Linked DNA regions of Homo sapiens: all the other regions are linked to region 3. Evidence: chromatin contacts called from ENCODE Hi-C or POLR2A ChIA-PET data. All regions are on one chromosome and are shown on one strand. The core of a region is the stretch at or near the end of the contact, and the rest is flanking DNA. Distances in the headings are between cores, read along the strand shown.

Region 1 (4,481 bases), core at 1,585-4,084, 250 kb before region 3:
TCAGTTCATGAAACCACATCACACAAGATCAGTCAATGCTGAAATTTACCTCCAGTCTTTCTCCCTCTCGAACACGAATTGGAGGACGTATCTTTCCACCTGTCTATAAAACACTCATTTCTGAGACTTCCCCAGTTTGGGGAAGACGGATAAAGAAGGGAATCAGTTTTGCACTTTGCTGGAAGCGCCTGTAAGAATGCCCCATTGGCAGAGACTCGCTTTGTGGAGCTCAACTTGGAAATTAATTTACAATGGAAATTGAAGGAAAATCTACTTCATGTCCACACCAAGAAGGGTGGCCTCAATGCCTCTCCTTCAGTTCACTCCTTGTGCCTTCCAAAAGGAAGTTGATTCTTCGTATGTAGAATTTTCTGGACACCTAGAACACCTACACCCAGAAACCAGGTCCCAGAGAGATGCAGAGCCACGGTCACCATTGCTTGTGTAGACACCAGGGGTAGGAAGTGGAAGGAAGGTAGCGCCTGAGGGTGCAGCTTCCCAGGGACCACCACCTCTCCCAGCCTCAATGGCGGGAGAGAACAAACCCAAGGGAGAAGCTACGGGCCAGCATCTTCCCTCCCTCCCTCTTGGCCCCCACCAGGGCTAGGGTCAACACCCCAAATTGAAAGCATCTGTTGTCAAGCTGCAGCAGGCAGGGAAACCCTGTCACCAGGTTAAGGCTTAAGTCAGAGCATTTTGCCAAATTCAACACGTCCAAGCCTCCCACTTGTCCCCCAAGAAAATTTCTCAGGGATTCACATCTTTCCCAGTCACCCCCTGGCCAGTGAGGAAGCACCGTGCATCGAGAAGAGCATAGCTTTGAGTCGTCTATGTGGAGCTGGTTCCATCTGAGCTCTGCCTCTTCCTGGCTGTGTCTTTTTGAGTCAGTTGCTTAAAATCTCTGAGCCTGATTCATCCATAAAATGAGGGTGATGAGAGGATTCAGTGAGAGACTGTACATAAACCACCTCCTGTAATGTGTCGGGGGCGTGGGTCCTTGTACATAGTAACTTCTACTGTTAAATTGCTACTGTGGTGTTATTTTCCCTAAGCTAGACAACCTGCAACTTGACCATTAGCCTCTTTTTTTTTTTTTTTTTTTTTTTTGAGATGGGGTCTCTGTCACCCAGGCTGGAGTGCAGTGGCGCAGTGTCAACTCACTGCAGCCTTGACCTCCTGGATTTAAGCCATCCTCCTTCCTCAGCCCCCCAAGTAGCTGGAACTACAGGCGTGTGCCACCATTCCCAGCTAAGTTTTTGTATTTTTTAGTAGAGACTGGGTTTTACCATATTGCCCAGGCTGGTCTCCAACTCCTGAGCTCAAGCATTCCGCCCCCCTCTCAGCCTCCCAAAGTGCTAGGTCAGGTCAGAGGCCTGACCATCAGCCTCTGAGTGTATTCTTTTAAAAAATTGTTTTTCTAGAGTTCGGGGAGGTTTGAGGAGAAGTCCAGTCTCATGCATAACAGCGAGCTGGCCTAGGGAGCACAGCCGGCTGCAGAATTCAGGGGGGAGGTTCTTACCAGGAGTGCCCTGCTGCAGGTTGTGGGAGCCTCTCACGGGCCCACTGAGTCACCAGGGCCTGTTACCAGAGGAGAGTTCACGCAGGCAGGGCCTGGGTGGTGGATGTGCATTTGGGAGCCAAACGCAGGTTCCAACTTGAGCCCTTTACCATGACTTCCTGGCTCAGTGGGTTCAGCACAGAGTTGTCCAGCCGTTCTCTCTCCTTTCTTACCTCTTCCTGCCTTCCCACCTCTCTGCATCCTCACCCTTAATGGTCACAATGCCGCATTTCCAGGGTGACCCCAGGTTCCCTCCCCGTGGCTCACAGTGCTGGTCAAAGCATTTGAGCCCCCAAATGCCCCACTCTCCAGATCGGAGTGTAAAGTAGTAGGTGCCAGTCCTGCTCCCTCGTGGGGCTGGGCAGTGAGCTCTCCCTAACACACACAAAGCACCTCCAGCTCAGAGGAAGCTCACACCTCCCATCCATGCCTTCAGGCTTTTCGGCACTGGCATTTAGAAAGCTATTCTCTGGATTCAGAACCCCCAGAGAGAGCTTTTCTCTGTCCTTCCTGATTATTGGTGTGTAAATGAAGGCCTAGAGTAGTGGTTCTTAAACTTGAGCGTGATGAGAGTCACCTGGGGAGGTGTTGGAAAACAGAGTGCCGGCCCAGTCCCACTCCAGTTTCACTGAGTGAGTCTAGGAGGGAACTGCGAATTTGCATGTCCAGGTTCCTGGGTCATCCTGCTGCTGGTCTGGGGTCATTTCGAGAGCTGCTGGACTGGCATAGAGAAGAGTTTCCTGGGTTGCCTTTGAAGATAAGAATTTCTGAAGGTTTGAGCACTGCCTTCAGACAGTGGCTCGGTAGAAGTCCCAAGAGCAGAAGTTGTCTGGAGAGGAGAGATGGCCCCCAGGATGCGCCTGACCAACCAGTCATACCTACAAAAGGGAGTTCTGGTTCTCTAGGGCTGTGATCTCTGGGGCTTTTCAACTTGGCTGTAGTAAAACTAAAGTTAGTAATATGCCCTGTTGTCATCTAGAAATTCCGCCATGAGCTATTACAGTAGTTTAGTTGGGACGCTTAAGGAGAGCAAGTCGTGGCAATTTCTTCTGCTGATTACAGCGGAGTTTTGGTTTTCTTGTTCCCGGTGTTTACTGTGTGGTGGAGCTGGATAAGGGAGCACCCCAAAGCCTCTAGTCCTGCCCAAGTGGCTTTGCCCTTCCAAAGACAACAGCCCCAGCCTTCATTTGGAGGTGGGAGAGGAGGACACAGAGAGGGTTGGAGGAGGCTGTGGGCATCGGGATCCTGTTTGTTCTTGCTGGCACTGCCTGGCCCGGCTTCCTGAGGAGTGAATCAGCCCATCCAAGGCTTGGCATGCAGTAGTGAGCCAAGGGTTGCCATGGAGATGGGCGAGGCCCAGAGCCCACAGGTCTGGGTGGCCTGACTTGTTTTTAAATGTTGAAGTCTGTGCGAAGAGGGAGGGCCTATCTCCACTTCTGTGGCTTTCTTAAAGCGTGACTGGTATTTTGGGGCCTGGAAAACTGCTGGTGTGGGAAACTTGCATCCCCAGTATTTGGTGTGTTGCTTACTTCCTGGGTGCTATGGACAACTATGACTAATGCTCTCCCAAGTTTAGTAGATGACAAAAACAAAAACCAGGGCTGACAAGCATCTTATTGAAGGAGGGTGATAAAGAGGCCAAGGTTTCCTCTCCTGCCCAACCCAGGAAAATCCCCTCTCTCTCTGTTATCTGCTGCTGTAATAACTCCTTTCAGCAGGGTTAATTTGCCCACGGAAGCAGTTTGTGATCCAAGGAAGGACAGAAGCCTAAAATCTGAGCCAACAGTCTCCCTTTAGCCTTCCTTCCCCACTTTCCTTTGGCCATTCCCATCCAGTCTTAGTGGAGCTCTGGATGGCAGTTTGCAGGTGTGAAGCAGATAAGTTTATCCATTTTCCTCCACTACCCAGCGCTCACACAGACTCCCACACAAACCAGGAAACAGAACCCCAGTGTCCTAAATTCCCCCGCTGCCACCCAGCCGCCTTCTCCGATCACAGGAGGACACAACAGCCGTCCACAGAGGGCCCATGAATTGACCCAGTGTCACCTCACGTCTTTCTCAGGGTTTATTATTATTGTCATTTTTTTTCCCTATGGAATCCGGCTGGCTGTAACACTTCACAGTTTTCAGAATGTTTTACATGCATCACTTTATTTAATCCTCTCCTTCAACCTACGTTGAAGGCAGGACAGGTATCATACTGTTTTTTTTCCACAAACGAGGACTGTAACGTTCAGAGAAGCTGAGGAAAGTGTGTAGTGTCAGAGAGCTCCTAGGTAGCAGTGCCAGAATTAGAGCCCAAGTTTATATCCATCACAGTCCAGTCATTCTCAACAGAGGCGTGCAATAGAATCCCTGGGAGCACAAAGAGTCCCCTGGGATTGCTGAGGCAGGTGCATGTTTAGAAATCCCCCAGGTAGGCTGGGTGCCATGGCTCACACCTGTAATCCCAAGCTTTGGGAGGCCAAGGTGGGTGGATTGCTTGAGCTCAGGAGTTCAAGACCAGCCTGAGCAACACGGTGAAACCCTGTCTCTACAAAAAAAATAAGAAAAAAAAAAATTAGCCATGTATGGTGGCTTCCACCTGTGGTGCCAGCTACTTGAGAGACTGAAGTAGGAGGATCGCTTGAGCCCGGGAAGCAGAGGTTGCAGTGAGCCAAGATTGTGCCACTGTACTCCAGCCTGGGTGACAGATTGAGACCTGTCTCAAAAAAACAAGTATTTTCCCAGATGATTCTGATGCCCACCCCATAAAGAAGCAGGCCCTAGGTGGCACAGCTGTGCAGGCAGCAGCTCACTATTCTTTCTATTAAGCCACCTGTCCCTTGTTGAAAATTGTGTATCATTTTGACCATGGGCTCAGCAGAGTAACCAAGTAGCCATTGCTTTTCCAGGAGGACAATGGGAAGTTGGGAAGAAAG
Region 2 (4,421 bases), core at 1,259-3,758, 190 kb before region 3:
AGGCACGAGAATCACTTGAACCTGGGAGGCAGAGGTTGCAGTGAGCCGAGGTCGCAGTGAGCCGAGGTCGCGCCACCACACTCCAGCCCGGCCGACAGGGCAAGACTCCGTCTCAAAAAAAAATAAATGCTATGAAGCTGGCAGATACCAGACCCAACATTACTCCAGGGTGGAAAGCAATACTGAAAGAGAGGGAGAAACAACTTGCCCCAGAAGAGGGGAGATGCAATCCCTCCCTCCAGCTCACACAGGGAAGCAGACACACGCATGGAGAAGCAGACAGATGTGAGAGCTCATGACAGTTCCCGGGCTGCCAGCATGGCCGCTCTAAGCCCTCAGAGTTCAAGGGTCCAACCCCAGGTGAAAAGCTCAGAGGAGGGTCTACTCTGCCCAGAACCTCTGAGGGAATGAACGCCACTGGGAGGGGGAGAATACTGGTGCCTGGTAAGGAGAGAAATCCAGTAAACTGAGGCAGGGGCCAGAAGAGGCTGAGAAGGGACAGGACTCCAAAAGCAGCACTCACCTCTAACCTCTATTCCAAAACCACCCTAGTGGGAAAATCCTGGACACTCTACCAGTGAGAAGAAAGGGAGTCCACCCTGAAGTTTGCAAACATAGCTGCACAGGAAAATCACAGGAATTGTTTCTTCGAAGTATAGATTCCTAGGGCTACCTCAGCCTAGCTTGTGGAAATCCTGATGCCCAGGGAGAAGCACAGATTTACTCAATCGGAATCTCTTGGGAGGGCTCAAGCACGAGCATTCCCTTTAAGTCCACTGTATCATTGTACAATCAAGGTTGAGAACCACTGCTTTCAAAAGGCCGGGGGAATCCGTGTGTTGAACGTGTCTCAAGAGATTCTAATGAACCCCAGGTCAGCCCTGCTCTGCTCACAGGTAAATGGGAAACCTTGCTAAAGATAACTCATCCCAAATCATCAAGTGTCGTCTACAAAACCAGCAAGGGGGCGGGTGCGGTGGCTCAAGCCTGTAATCCCAGCACTTTGAGAGGCCAAGACAGGCAGATCACAAGGTCAGGAGTTCAAGACCAGCCTGGCCAACATGGTGAAACCCCATCTCTACTACAAATACAAAAAATTAGCTGGGCACGGTGGTGCGCGTCTATAATCCCAGCTACTGGAGAGGCTGAGGCAGGAGAATTGCTTGAACCTGGGAGGCGGAGGTTGCAGTGAGCCGAGATCTCACCACTGCACTCCAGCCTGGGCAACAGAGCGAGACTCCATCTCAAACAAAAAAACAAACCAGCAAAGGGAATGGCGGGCGCCAGAGACCAGGTCCTGGGGCCATATGGAGAGCTAACAAGGAGAAAAGAGTGGCAAGTGAGTCTCTTCTGGCCCTTTGGCACCTGGGAACAACCAGAGAGCTTGGTCCTCTGGTGGCAGGAGCAGAGCAAGCAAGGGCAGCAGATTTCCATAAGGAAAGCGGCTCCTCCTCCCAGGGCTGGGTTTAACACTTTGCTCTTCAGACACTGTGAAGGGCTGAACCCTTGATAGTAAGTATGTTACCAGACTCCACCAATATCTGAACACGGCCTCTAAAGTTAGGGAGTCGGGGGAACTCCTGCACTATATTTCCTAGCTGTGTGCTCTTGAGAAAGTTACCTCGCTTCTCTGAGCTTCTGTTTCCTCAGCTACCATATGCAGATAAATAATAGCACCTTATGTCCTTGTGTGGTTGTGAAATCAAATGAGATCATTGATGCCTGAGGAGCACTTGGAACAGTACCTGGCACACATAAAGATCAGCTAGTAGGCATAGATATATAAATATCCATATGTGTTTATATAAATATGCATCTATAAATATAATTATATACCTCAAATTATACACATAAAATACAGTTGATCCTTGAACAGCACATGCAAGCATTGGGGCATCAATCCTCAAGCAGTCAAACATAATTTTTTTTTTCAATGACAGCGTTCTCGCTTTTGCCCAGTCTGGTCTTGGACTCGGGTACTCAAGCAATCCCCCAACCTCAGCCTTCTGAGTAGCTGGGACTACAGGCTCCCACACCTGAGTATAACTTTTGGCTCCCCTAAAATTTAACTACCAATAGCCTACTGTTGACTTAGAAGCCTTGCAGATAACATAAACAGTAGGTAAACACGTATTTGATGTTATATGTATTATATATTGCACTCTTACAATAAAGGAAGGTAGAGAAAATATTATTAGGAAAATCATAAGAAAGAGAAAGTGTATTTACTATTCATAAATGGAAGTAGATCAGGCATAAAAGCTGAGGAAGAGGGGGAGGAGGGAGAGGAGGGTTGGTCTTGCTGTCCCAGAGACAGCAGAAAATTCTCGAATAAACGTACTCTCGCAGTTGAACGCCCTGTTGCTCAGGGTCACCTGTATCTGTAAAATGCAATCTTAGTGGAGCGCTGACTATACGCCAGGCACTATTTTAGGCACTTTGCATGCACCTTGTGAGTGGGAGGCCCAGCAGAGCTGACTTGTGAGTTCTGGGACTTTTGGAGAGTCCCTGCGTCCGTCCGTGGGCGGGATCTCCAAGGTGAGGCCGGTGGCCCAGGTTTGGCAAGTTTTCTGCAGCTTTAACACACTCGGCTTCTGAGCCAGATCCTGTCAGGACACCTTCTTCAACCTGCCAAGCGGGGACCCACCCAGGAGTTCCTATTTTTTCCTGATTTGCTCTGAGAAGAGGCCGAAACACCGGGGTACACCCAAGAACGGAGAGGGCTTTCTCCCCACGTGTTAGCCAGGGGGCACATTTCCCCCGCGGCGGCCGCCCATGGCCGGGCCTTGGCAGAGCTGTCCCTCGAATCCGGGCCGAGCCGGGGCCGGCCCCGAAACCCGCTCTGGGAGGGAAGCCACGCCCGGCCCCAGGAAAGGAGCGACGGGAGGGCCCGCGGGAACGGCCTGGCCCAGGCCCGCGCGCCCTGCCCTGTGTTCCCGGGAGGCGCGGTCTCCTGGCGGCAGGGGAGTCCCGGGAGGGCGCAGGGCGGCGCAGAGCCTGGGATCCCCGAGGGTCAGGGCGAGCCGGCGGCCAGGGCGCGGCCGGGCGGGGAAGCCAGGGGCGGAGGGGGCGCGGTAAGCCCACGGAGGGCTGACTCATCCTGGCGCCGCCCTGACTCACCCGCGGCCGCCCTGGCAGCCCCGTCCTGCCGCGCCCCCTCGCGGCCACGCGCGGAAGCGCAGCCGGGGTGCCCCGCCCCGCCCCGTCCGCGCCCTCCTCGGAGCGCCGAGCTGGCTTTGAGCTCTGGCGAGAAAGCGCCAATCGGCGGCAACCCGGGAATCCAAGGACATATGGGGTGCATTGGAGTATTTTTCCATTTTCTTGTAGATAATGAGGTCTCGCTCTGTCGCCCAGGCTGGAGCGCAGTGGCGCGATGTCGGCTCACTGCAACCTCCACGTCCCAGGCTCAAGCGATCCTCCCGCCTCTGCCTCCTGGGTAGCTGGGACCACAGGGGCGCGCCGCCACACCCGACTAATTGTTTCGTTTTTTGTAGAGGCCGGGTATTGCGGTGTTGTCCAGGCTGGTCTGGAACTTCTGGCCTCAGCCCATCCTTCGGTCTCGGCTCCCAAAGCGCTGGGATTATAGGCATGAGCCACTGCCCCCGCGCCCACTTCTGCTTCTAAAAAATGAGTTTCAGGGCCCTCTCCTGGTACCCCAAGCCAAGGCCAAGTGGGAACTGGAAGCTGGAACAGCCCAACTACCCACCCAGCCTGCAGAGGAGAGACCAGAAATAGCCCTTAGCTTCCAGGGAGATGGCGAGTGACCTGATCCTGCGCCTGGTCGGCAGGCCCTTGAGAGCAGTGGCCTCCTCTGTCTTGCTCTCCACCCGATCCTGACTTGTAAGCCCCGTTTGCCCGCATAGTCCCACAATGTACGAAATGAATGGATGGATGAGGGGCTCTGGGGTGCAAGGGAGAAGGAAGCAGGCAGAAAAGCCTTCCTCATCGGGGGGCTTCCTCCTCCACTGTCATCCGCAAGGGACTAAGGTCCTGAATGTGAGTGCCCAGCAGATCCATGCCTGGCCCCAGCACCCTGACTCACAGCCCTCTGCCTGGGACAGTTACCCATTTCTCCTTCCCGGTGGAGCTGGGTCCTGAGATGGTGGCAAATTCACTGGCGTTGAACAGAGACTGGACTAACGAGGGTGACCAGCACTTACCCGGTGCCACCTACCATTGTGCTGAGCCTTTGTGCATAGTTTTGTATTTAATACACCTACCGTGGGCGGGAGGGGGCTGCTATTGTTGTGCCCATACTAGGAGAAGGGAGTGAAGACTTAAGGAATGGCATAAGGATCATTTGCATAGCTCTTAGTTATTTGAGCAACACATTCATTTAATTCCACAGCAATGTGGGGAATGAGGGACTCTTCCCTGCTTTCCAGGTCAGCAACAGGAAAAACAAATGATTTGCTCAAGGC
Region 3 (4,130 bases), core at 1,251-3,750:
CGCCTGGAAAAGCCACAGACACTCAATGCCAGTCCGTGAAGGGAGCCAGGAGGGAGGCTGTACACTGTAATGTCTGTCAGCTCACCCCTTTTTATATTCAAGTTATTGGTTATGGTTATTGGTTTATATGCCCAGTTATTGGTTATGCTTCACACAAGATGAGGAAATCAGGGCTGCCATAAGGGCAGCTTGGAAAATCACCAAAGGCAAAGTCTATGTAGGTGGAGTGAGTCAGGACTGTTTGTTTGCTTTGTTTTTGGCAGAGAAAATGGGGGTTTCACTTAGATAGAATCTGGGGCCCAAAGCAATTACATTAGTTATGGAAACTGTTCCAAGAGCATAGACAGGAAGCAAAAATGCTAGAAATTGTCCTCAATGTGCATGCATTATAGACATTCTGTCCCTTCCTTTTCTGGATTTGACAGTCTCAGATGACTCCCTTGGTTACTTACATCCCAAAGAGAGATCTTGGTTTACTGTACTATACACACAGAGAATGTTCTCTCATTCTGTACCACTCAAAGTTAGTGTGTGGTCTTCAAGACAAACTCCTCTCCATGTCCCAAAACATGGAGGCTAAACTCACCTCCTAAAGAATTCCCAGAAGTATAACCTAAGTCATGAGATGTTCTCGGCCAAGGAAGCACCCACAGGCAGGGGGGAGATCTCTCAAATTTGATGGAGAATAGAAATTACAGTAAGAACTCCTCAAACAGAAGCAGAATCTCACCAAACATACTTCACAGGAGCAGTCCAAGAGTAAATGCAACAAAAATGAAACCACAAAGTCACCTAAAAGGAAATTATTTGACTAATTACAATAGAACTAATACCCAGAAGCTCATTCTCCTTGATTAAGTGAATTTCTTTTAGTCTAAAAAGATAGAGAATAACTCCTCAGAGAGGCTATGGTAGCAGATTACACCTGACTCATTCCCCATTTGAAGAATCACTTTTCCATTTCCCTCTAAGGTGCAAAGGAGGTAAAGCAAAGATAGACACAAAGTCATGGGAGCCACAAGACTCTTGTCCTGCCACTGAGCTAGCTAAGCAATCTAGCTCTCGACTTAAGGCAGAAAATTCAATGAGTAGGTAGCAGCCAGTGTTGGAAGCAGTCCAGGATGGTAGCACCAATGACAAGATTAAGGTCAGAGACCTCGTGATGCCCCGCTAGCCACCACGATTTTTCTGTTGCCTTCTGTTCATCCCACGTAGATACTATCTGGAAGCCCCCTCCCCAAAATGAAAACAACTGGAATTCTACGGCTTGCCCAAAATGCATAGAACACTCATATCTGGTTAAAACCATAGAAATCAAAAAGAAAAAGTGAAATGGCTATGAAGTATTTGCAAGGCCAATTTCACTTACTACTTGTTGGGAGTTGGAAACACTCAACAGTAAAATATCTAGGGATAATTACAACCCTTATGTAACACAAGTAAATCTTTCCCTTTTTTGTCACTTAGAGAAGCAACATAAATACATCTAGGACCAGGCCAGGGTAGTAATCAGAAAGAAAAATCTGTATTAGACATATTGAGGTCTTGACAGAGAAGTACTTCGTTTGTTTAGCCGTAGTTTTCCCTCAAGATCATGCGAAGGGGGTGATGTTGAAGACTGCTGGAGACTAAACTGTGTGTGTTGGAGGAAAGGGGGAAAGCTCAGCTCTCCCTATTTCTCCTCCAACTATTTGGTAAGACTCGGTGATAGAAAAACATCTCCTATACGAATGGCCTTGGTATGAACAGCCGCTTGGGATGACAGGCCACTATCCCACTACCCCTTGAGTCTTTCTGAGCTGCTCACCTGGTGCCAGAGAACTGGCAGATAAGTTTCTGCAGCTTTGCTCACTGCCATGAGGGGGGCTAGACATCACACTTTGGGTGAGGGGTAAACAAATCCAGAGATTGTAGGGCAACATAAGTTACCAACTGGCAGTTGCACCCATGACTGTCTTTCCTGAGGCGCTGAGTAGTGATTTAGCCAGATGACAGAAATACCTTTCGAGTCCCCTGCCCAGTTGTCTCCATCCACCACCCCCAGCCCCCGCCCTCTCCGAGTCTCCACTATACCAAAACCAGAATGAGGCGCCACTCAGACGAGAGGAGAGGGTGCAATGATTGTGGGACCCCTGCGCCCCTGCCCCGCCCGTGGGGTGCTAGCTGTGGCTGGTGCGAGAATGGGGTGCTGGCCCCCCTCCCTGGGGGTGGCCCGGTCCGGAAGCGGCGCGCGGTGGTAGTTCCCCGCGTTGCTGCAGCTGCTGCATTGCGCCATTTTCCGTCCCGCAGAATCGGGAGCTTGGGGCGAGAGTTGTCAAGGAGGTGCCGAGCCCCCACACCAGAGTCAACTCACATTTTTCTGACAGAGAGAGTGAGGGTCTGTTCCTCTCCGGAGGCTGCGGCGAGACACCCGGTGAGGGACGCTGCGGCTGAAGTGGACGGAACTGCCAAGCTCCGCCTCGCGCCGACTACCCCGCGGTCTAGCTGCGCTGGAACTTACTGCAGCTGCCGCGCCGGCCTCCGCCTTTATTAGTGCTGACCACGCCTCCCGGATAACGGTGACAACCCCGCGGCCCAATCCATGCCCAGGACGGTCGCCCAGCGCTACAGGCCTAGCCCGCCCCGCCCCTGCCAATTGCCAGTCACAACTCTCCTCTCATCCGACTCCGGAAAGGAGCGGTTGCTGTGAGGATCCTTCAGTGATCAATGCGACCATAGTTTGCGCTCCAGTCTGGCGGAGGGACGGGGCGGGGTGGAGATGAGGTCTGTCCCTTCGGAGGGCGCTTCAGCAGTTTGTTAGGCATTTGTGGTGCCTCCCAACCAATCGCTAGGCAGTTACTGAAGACCGTGCCCGCCCCTGCCCCACCCCGCGCCGGGACTCGCGCATTCAGCTGGAGGCGGCGGCTTCCTGGTGCGCGCCCAGCCCTGGTGCCCTGCTCTGGCCCTCGCTCCGCACCACCGCCCCGCCTCTAACTAACGCTCTGAGAGGGTGCAGGAGCCTCGAGACACAGCCACAAGCTCCTGGTGCCAGATACCGGATGCGGGGTTCCGTCCCACCAAAGCAAGCACGAAGCTTTCGTTCATTCGTTTCTTTCAACATAGCCTTCCTAAATTGAACTCCCTCCCAAACCTGCTCCAGTCGAGGTTACCACATCGACTCAGTTGCCCAGACCAGAAACGTGGAAACCATCCTAGATTTCCTCCCCTTCACCTTTACCTCTCCCCCAGTAATCTGCCAAATCGAGTTGATTTTTCCTTCTTGGCATTCCAGTGATTATCTCCCCTCTGCTCACTATTATCCCTTTCCTGGACTCCATCAGTTGGAAAATTCACCATTATTTTATGTCCCGCTAAGAAAAAAGGTTACAAGGCCGGGCGCAGTGGCTCACACCTGTAATCCCAGCACTTTGGGAGGCCGAGTCAGGCAGATTACCTGAGATCAGGAGTTCGAGACCAGCCTGGCCAACATGGCGAAACCTCTGTCTCTACTAAAAATACAAAACAGCCAGGCATGGTGGCGGGCGCCTGTAATCCCAGCTACTCGTGAGGCTGAGATAAGAGAATCGCTTGAAGCCGGGAGCCGACGGTTGCAGTGAGCCGAGATCACGCCACTGCACTCCAGCCTGGGCAACAGAGCAAGACCCTGTTTCAAAAAAAAAAAGAAAAAAGGTTGCAAATTATCTGTGACAAATGCTTTCCTTACCACTTAGCATTTTTGTTTTACATGTATTGAAAATATGGGTTTATATACATACCGATTTCTATATTTCACTCTTGTGCATGCATAAAAAGGGAAATAGAAAACAATAACATGGTAACTATCCCTAAAACTTCACAGAGACTGATTGTTAATGATTCACTTTTTTGACTCAGTCTTGGATGTCCACTAATTTCCACGCAATGTAGTCCTCTGTGCATTTCATAAGGGCTTTGGTGATGCAGCATTTCCTAAGAGTGTTCCTCTCCAGGCTCTAGAGTTTTCTTCCAAGCCTCAGACACCCATTTGGCAAGCTTTGATGCTCATGAGCAGGTATGACAAATATAGTTTGACTGCTGTCTGACTAATAGCTAAAGTGAAACATCCCAATTAGAAGATATTGAAATGCAAAAAAACAAACAAACAAGCACAC

Evidence for each region. Hi-C counts contacts between places; a loop is a spot of excess contacts on that map. ChIA-PET counts read pairs that join two places held with the same protein, here RNA polymerase II (POLR2A). Pooled maps may share reads with other maps.
Region 1: a loop to region 3 is called in a map of PC-9, with 6 times the contacts of the local background. The contact joins the enhancer-like site here to the promoter of VAMP1 in region 3. A Hi-C loop is called at or near these places in 3 of 168 maps with a recorded cell type or tissue (Calu3, PC-9 and psoas muscle) and 8 of 50 pooled maps. POLR2A ChIA-PET finds 5 or more read pairs at or near these places in 6 of 52 experiments (A549, HEK293T, WTC11 and 3 more).
Region 2: a loop to region 3 is called in a pooled map, with 3 times the contacts of the local background. The contact joins the enhancer-like site here to the promoter of VAMP1 in region 3. A Hi-C loop is called at or near these places in 3 of 168 maps with a recorded cell type or tissue (PC-9, chondrocyte and mammary epithelial cell), 1 of 37 single-sample maps with no recorded cell type and 9 of 50 pooled maps. POLR2A ChIA-PET finds 5 or more read pairs at or near these places in 6 of 52 experiments (A549, AG04449, CD8-positive, alpha-beta memory T cell and 3 more).

Annotation. Positions count from the first base shown.
Region 1 is chr12:6,213,262-6,217,742 of GRCh38, forward strand. The region is part of intron 1 of CD9 (CD9 molecule); the gene reads left to right. Among named protein-coding and RNA genes, the nearest start is that of CD9, 15 kb to the left of the region's middle. RefSeq lists enhancers at 1,088-1,591, 1,592-2,093, 2,094-2,597 and a silencer at 1,922-2,216. Within about 2 kb of position 2,835, at least 24 of the 41 ENCODE cell types and tissues checked have a DNase peak (open chromatin) inside an H3K27ac peak, as active enhancers do; they include PC-9 and endothelial cell of umbilical vein, where a contact is called at or near this core.
Region 2 is chr12:6,275,728-6,280,148 of GRCh38, forward strand. All of the region lies in intron 2 of LOC105369625 (a long non-coding RNA gene), which reads right to left. Among named protein-coding and RNA genes, the nearest start is that of PLEKHG6, 33 kb to the right of the region's middle. RefSeq lists a silencer at 2,787-3,266 and an enhancer at 4,276-4,421. Within about 2 kb of position 2,509, at least 32 of the 41 ENCODE cell types and tissues checked have a DNase peak (open chromatin) inside an H3K27ac peak, as active enhancers do; they include PC-9 and mammary epithelial cell, where a contact is called at or near this core.
Region 3 is chr12:6,468,177-6,472,306 of GRCh38, forward strand. It overlaps VAMP1 (vesicle associated membrane protein 1), which reads right to left and starts at 2,501. Exons shown (of 5, transcript NM_014231.5): 1 at 2,354-2,501. The coding sequence starts at 2,355. It also overlaps a transcript of TAPBPL not described here. RefSeq lists silencers at 1,983-2,032, 2,533-2,582, 2,793-3,052.